Regions from separate parts of the Homo sapiens genome. Here region 1 is linked to region 2. A link is a loop called in an ENCODE intact Hi-C map of the cell type or tissue named here. Cell type or tissue: dorsolateral prefrontal cortex. All regions are shown on one strand. Each heading gives the region's core, and the rest is flanking DNA. Links, peaks and the distances in the headings are about the cores only. Region 1 holds the start of MFSD2A (MFSD2 lysolipid transporter A, lysophospholipid). Region 2 overlaps LOC105378669 (a long non-coding RNA gene).

Region 1 (2,904 bases), core at 198-2,697, 77 kb after region 2:
AAGTAGCCCCTAAGCCACCTCCCTCCTGGAGATTCTAAGGAAACTTATCAGCCCACCATCCCTAAAGAACTCCTCCCAAGGCCTCAGGCACTGCTCCTTTCCAGGTTTCAGGGGGAGCATGCTCCAGCAGCCGACCTGTCCCCACCCGGCACCAGCTGCCACAACCTGAAAATCCGCTTGCTGCCAAGAGCTGCCTGAGCCCAGCCCAGGCTCCCACCCTGCCTCAGAGACAGGATCCACCTGCCTACTCCTGGTGAGAGCTCTAGAGAGCTACGGGGGCCCGGCCCAGCTGGCTGCAGGCGCAGCTGTTCCACCTATCCCAGAGCATCCCTGACCACTATAGGCAGCCAGAGCTTCAGGCGGACCCAGGAACTGTCCTACTCTCCAGCTTCCCGACCCATCGCCCTCCACCCCTGAGCTCCTAGAGGACCTTGGAGACGGGAGGAAAGGCCTCCAGGTTCAGGCCTGATCCCTCTCCGGGTGGGGCACTAGGGAGGTTGGGTTGCCCAGGGAAAGTAGATATTACTCATACATAGTAACAGCATAATTGCTCACCCAGCTCCTTCCAAAGATCAGTTAATAAAATTAAAAGGAAAAGGCAGTCACCTCCCACGAAGGTATCTATTGCCTGAGATCCTTTCCTAGGGGGCCGCCTCATTTTATTTGGTCCTTCAATAAGTCCCCAGGGCTGGGGATGTGGTCGATGGTCTCGATGCGCAAAGCACCGTTCCCGCGCGAACATCCACATTCAGACAAATGCCTGAGGGACGCGGCTCCTTTAAGAGCAGAGCTCTTGTTCTTATGAATGAACTTGAGCGGCCCTAACAGCAGAGTTGAGGCGCAAGAGTAGGTGGGTGGAGTGGGAGGTAGGGGATGAGAGATGGGGAACCAAGGGGAGTTTCCCAGATTTCTGGGGTCATCTCTGGGGTTTGGGGCGGCAAGCCCCAGCCGCTCAACACGGAAGAATGGAAACCGGCTAGGCAGAGCGGGGAATCACATGGGGCTGCCGGCAGAGCCTCTCCGCAGAGCGTGGAGTGCGGGTGAGCAAAGGGGGGCGAGGGCGCCCACAGCTTTTCTCCGTCACCCCCTGTCCCAGGGCACCCCCAGGTCCTCTCTGGCTCGTAGGCTTCCTGTCCCTGGCTATCCCAATGGTCCCCTGACCAGGCCGACCCCGGGACGCCCCTGATCCCCCATTTCCGCCTCCTCCCTCCCCTCGCCCTCCACGCGGGGTGCCGGGCCCTCACCTTCACCTGGGCCGGGCGTTCAGTGCTTTGGAGGATGCTGGTGGGTAGCAGCCCCGCCGCGGAGCCGCTCTCGGCGCCTTCTCCTTTGGCCATGACCCGCGGGCCACGCCGCTTGGGACCTGGTAGACGGGATGCTCCTCTGCCCCGCAGGCCGCTGCTCCTCCCAAGCTCGCTTCGTAGCAGCCTTAGCCACGGCCGCCGCGCGCTAGCCAAGCCGGCTGGCAGACGAGGAACGCACTCTGCTGCACGCCCCCTCCGCGCCTCTTATAGTTCTGCCCAGCCCTCTCGGTTGCGGCCAATCCCCGAGCCCCGCTGCCCCGCCTCCAGCCAATCCCGTCGCCCGCCTCCCTGCCCCCGCCTCGCCCGGCGGCTCTGTGCCACCGAGCCACGTTCTCCAAGCCCCGGAACCGGCATCTGCCTGCGCTGGCTCCTAGCAATCCGAGAAGCAGGCCGCGAGACCTCCCAGACACGCGCGAGGAAACCGAGGCCCCAGGCTGAAAGTGATCTGCCCGGGGTCCCCGATCTGCCCGAGGTCCCCGAGGTCCCCAAGGTCCGACTCTCCCCGAGTCGGGCCTACCACCCATGACTTCTGAGCCCCAGGCCTAGGAAAGGTAGGGGCTCTGAAGCCCACTTTAAAATCTGGAGTCAGGGCCTCTCTCCTTCTTCAAGCCTAGAGGACGTACGCTGACACTTTCCCTCCTGATGCCTCTCTCTCATCCCCGAAGACACACCATTCCCCCGTCCTGCCCTTGGCATCCGGGCAATGGGGAGAAAGATGAGGCAATCCAGTGGCTGCCCCTGCCAGAAGGGAGCTCCCAAGTCGTGGAGAGAAGCCGGGGCTACGCCCGCTAGTACACTATGACAACAGTGGCCTTTTTATGGATAGCTTCCTCCATGCTTAATATGATCTCTTTCGGCCCTCAAAAACCACCAAGTGAGGGTGGTACTATTATTATCCCCATTTTACAGCACAGGAAGGGGAAACTTGGAGAAGTGAAGCAACTGTTATGTAGCAGAGCCAGGCCTGAAAGGTTTTGTCCGATACCAAAGCAGTTGCTCTCAACAGCCCTGCTCTATCCCTCTTAGCATAAATTACAGACGGCAGAATGGGGTGTATGTGTCTCCCAACAAGAAGCCCTGGGAGATACATGGCTCCAGAGGCACTGAGGGTTGAAACAGGGAAAGTTTTGAAAAAGAGAATGCCCAGAAATGTGGTCCTCAAAAGAAGATGGGAGGGCATTAGTTTGGAACAGAAGGCAGGCACGGATGCCAGAAAAGAACAGTCTTTAGTTCCACCTCTGAGTCCCTTATGTCAATGTCACCCCGGTCTTTCCAGTTCTCTGATTAGTGAAGGGGCTGCTGGAACTCTCAAAGGCTACCCACCCGGTTCCTGTGCTCCTTAATGTCAGCCTCCTTCTTCCTTTCTTTAAATCTCTGATTGCAGGGAGGAGAGATAAGGTCTATCTGCCCCAGGATGGTCACACCATGCTCCCTCATACGCCAGCAGATCCCATCTGGGCACACAGCTCTTGGCCATTGCTGAGCAGAAGAGAGCCAAAGTGAGGCACTGAATACTGTGGAAAGGGAATGGCTGGCCCCATTACTCCAAGCTGTGTGACACTGTTCTGTCTCTTTTCCCCTCTCCAGGCTTGGTTAGCTA
Region 2 (2,904 bases), core at 216-2,715:
AAACCCTCTTTCTTGTGGGATTGGAGACCTTGGTGGTCCATCCTGTATAATGTTTTCACAATTTTCCATTAATTTTTAGCACCGGATTTAGAAGAAGTAGGAGGTACCCCTAGTATTCTTTGGGTTATATGCATAATCCTACAAGCTATTGTATAGTGACATTTCTCTTTTACCTTGAAAATAGACCCATTTACCTGAGCTAACCATCATAACCGGTGCAGGTTAAGTTTAACATCAGGCTGTCCATGGGAGATAGCCCTGATTTGTAGCAATTGGCAACTTTTGTGGTGTAAATACTCTCACTACAATCAATTGCAAGCTACCAAGGTTATGTCACTGAATGTAGAGTTGAGAAAAATGCACTGTGGTATGCAGAACTATTGTGCTCCAAAGGTGTGCACATCCTAATCTTTGGGACCTGTGACTATCTTACCATAAATGGGAAAGGGGACTTTGCAATGTGGTTAAATTAAGAATCTTGAGATGAGGAGATTATCCTAGATTATCCAGGTAGGCCCATCCAGGTAGGCCCAATGTAATCACATGGATCCTTGTAAGGGAAAGAGGGAAACAGGAAAGTCAGAGTCAAGAAGCTCAGAAGTCAGACAAAGCTCAGAAGTCAGACGAAGCTCAGAAGAAGCAATATTACAATGAAAGCAGAGGTCACAGTGATGTGACCAAGGCCACATTTTCCCCTAGAGCCTCCAGAAGGAGCACTGTTGAGCTGTGGCGTGGGGGCAATGGTATTAAAAGGATAATGGTATCGGCTGGATTTGTTAATGGCTTCTGAAGTCTTGAAAAAAGAAGTAAGATCTGGCTGGGACAGGTGGCTCACTCCTGTAAACCTAGCACTTTGGGAGCCCGAGGTGGGTGGATAACCTGAGGTCTGGAGTTTGAGACCAGCCAGGCCAACATGGCAAAACCCCATCTCTACTAAAAATACAAAAATTAGCTGGGCATGGTAGCACATGCCTGTAATCCCAGCTACTTGGGAGGCTGAGGCAGGAGAATCTCTTGAACCCAGGAGGCAGAGGTTGCAGTGAGCCGAGATCACACTACAGCACCCCAGCCTGGGTGACATAGTGAGACCCCCATCTCAAAAAAAAAAGAAGTAAGATCATGTTAATTATCAACTCCAGTATGGAAGTCAACTCTGGCTGGAGTGATACACTGCACAATTATATATTTATTTGCTTCTCCTTCATCAGCCACTTCTTTCTGTCGCTTTCCCTGACTTCTCTGCTGCATATGCCAGTTCCTAAAAGTCCAGTCTTAGTTATTATCTTTATTCCAATGCCTCTCTGGTATGTCTGCTATCCTTTTATGTAGCTTTAGTTTCTAGAACATCTTGCTTCAACTCCGCTCAATAACATTGGACAATGTGCCAGTGAGTCACCACAAGATGGCAGCCTTGCTAATTTTGGCTGCACTGAATTCAGTTATTCATTCCTTCAAGTTGGACGGATAGGGGAGGTTCTGAATAAGACTTTAATCTTACTTATTTAACATTTCTTGAGAGCTTGCTCAATAATGGGTCTTTTAACATATTAGTGTTTTGTCTTTTAATGGTGAAAGCTAGGATTATCCCCTTTGCAGATTAGAAAACTGAAGTTGAAAATGATTAACTTGTTCAAAGTCAGGACCTAGATTTGAAACCAGAGTTTTCTGAGTCCAGAGCCAGTGTTCTTTCTATTACATAACTGAATCATAAGCTGCAACAGTATTGTTTAAGGTTTTTTTTTTAAATTATAAGTAACAAGCTGGGCATGGTGGCTCATGCCTGTAATCCCAGCACATTGGGAGGCTGAGGCTGGCGGATCACTTGAGGTCAGGAGTTCGAGACCAGCCTGGCCATCAAGGTGAAACCCTGTCTCTACCAAAAGATACAAAAAATTAGCCAGGCATGGTGGCTTGCACCTGTAGTCCCAGCTACTCGGGAGGCTGAGGTGGGAGGGGAATTGTTTGAACCCGGGAGGTGGAGGTTGAAGTGCAGTAAGCCAAGATCATGCCACTGCACTCCAGCCTGGGTGACAGAGTGAGACCCTGTCTCAAAAACAAAACAAAACAAAATAAAATTACAAGTAACAGAAAACCAACTTGAGCCAGTTTAACAGCAACAACACAACAAAGTATTTGCAGTACCTCATGGAAACTTGGGATAGAAATGATGCCCTGGCTTTAAAAGAGAGAACAGAGATAGGGATTGGAAAGCCTTCAAGGTGTGGGGGAAGAAAGAAAGAAAAATGGGGAAAGGAAAGGGAAAGGAAAAGCTGGGGAGGCCCAAGAGATTAAGTTCTGTCCCATCCCCCATTTAACTAGACTGGCTTCATTTTAATGCATTTTACGTATCAGGGCCCCATGCAATGTATTTACTTGAAAATTAAGGATTCACTACATTATTATTATTATTGAGACAGAGTCTTGCTCTTTCACCCAGGCTGGAGTGCAGTGGTGCTATCTTGGCTCACTACAACCTCCATCTCCCAGGTTTAAACGATTCTCCTGCCTCAGCTTCCCAAGCAGCTGGGATTACAGGCACATGCCACCATGCCTGGCGAATTTTTGTATGTTTTATAGAGATGGGGTTTCACCATGTTGGCCAGGCTGCTCTCGAACTCTTGGCCTCAAGCGAGCCATTCGCCTCAGCCTCCCAAAGTGCTGGGATTACAGGTGTGAGCCACCATGCCCAGCCCTAGGGATTTTTTTTCTAATTGTTCACTCTAATAAGTAAAATTATAATGAATATGTTATCATGTTGCCATAGGCAGTACATGAAATCATAAAGTAATTCCATTTCCCCTGACTCTTACAAGTTTTCTTAGGGGAGCATGGGGGTGGGTGTAGTCACAGACAGTTCTGGCCTGTGGCCAAAGTCCAGTGCTACTTAAGTCTTCCCTCGCTGTG

Evidence for each region. A loop is a pair of places that touch in the nucleus more often than their neighbours do. Peaks named below come from ENCODE experiments on the same cell type or tissue, not always from the same donor. Only the 100,000 strongest peaks of a DNase experiment are listed, where the experiment ranks them.
Region 1: it touches region 2 in a loop (2.4-fold over the local background); 7 of 110 quality-filtered maps call a loop at or near these places.

What each region holds. Positions count from the first base shown.
Region 1 is chr1:39,953,726-39,956,629 of GRCh38, reverse strand. It overlaps MFSD2A (MFSD2 lysolipid transporter A, lysophospholipid), which reads right to left and starts at 1,485. Exons shown (of 14, transcript NM_032793.5): 1 at 1,245-1,485. The coding sequence starts at 1,337. RefSeq lists a silencer at 1,534-1,663. In dorsolateral prefrontal cortex, for the core only: a CTCF peak has its summit at 1,631; DNase peaks (open chromatin) are centred at 765 and 1,539; H3K4me3 peaks cover 2,086 bases; H3K27ac peaks cover 2,500 bases.
Region 2 is chr1:40,030,971-40,033,874 of GRCh38, reverse strand. The region is part of intron 2 of LOC105378669 (a long non-coding RNA gene); the gene reads left to right. Among named protein-coding and RNA genes, the nearest start is that of CAP1, 8.3 kb to the left of the region's middle. In dorsolateral prefrontal cortex, for the core only: CTCF peaks have their summits at 1,198 and 1,398 (motif pointing right); a DNase peak (open chromatin) is centred at 1,394.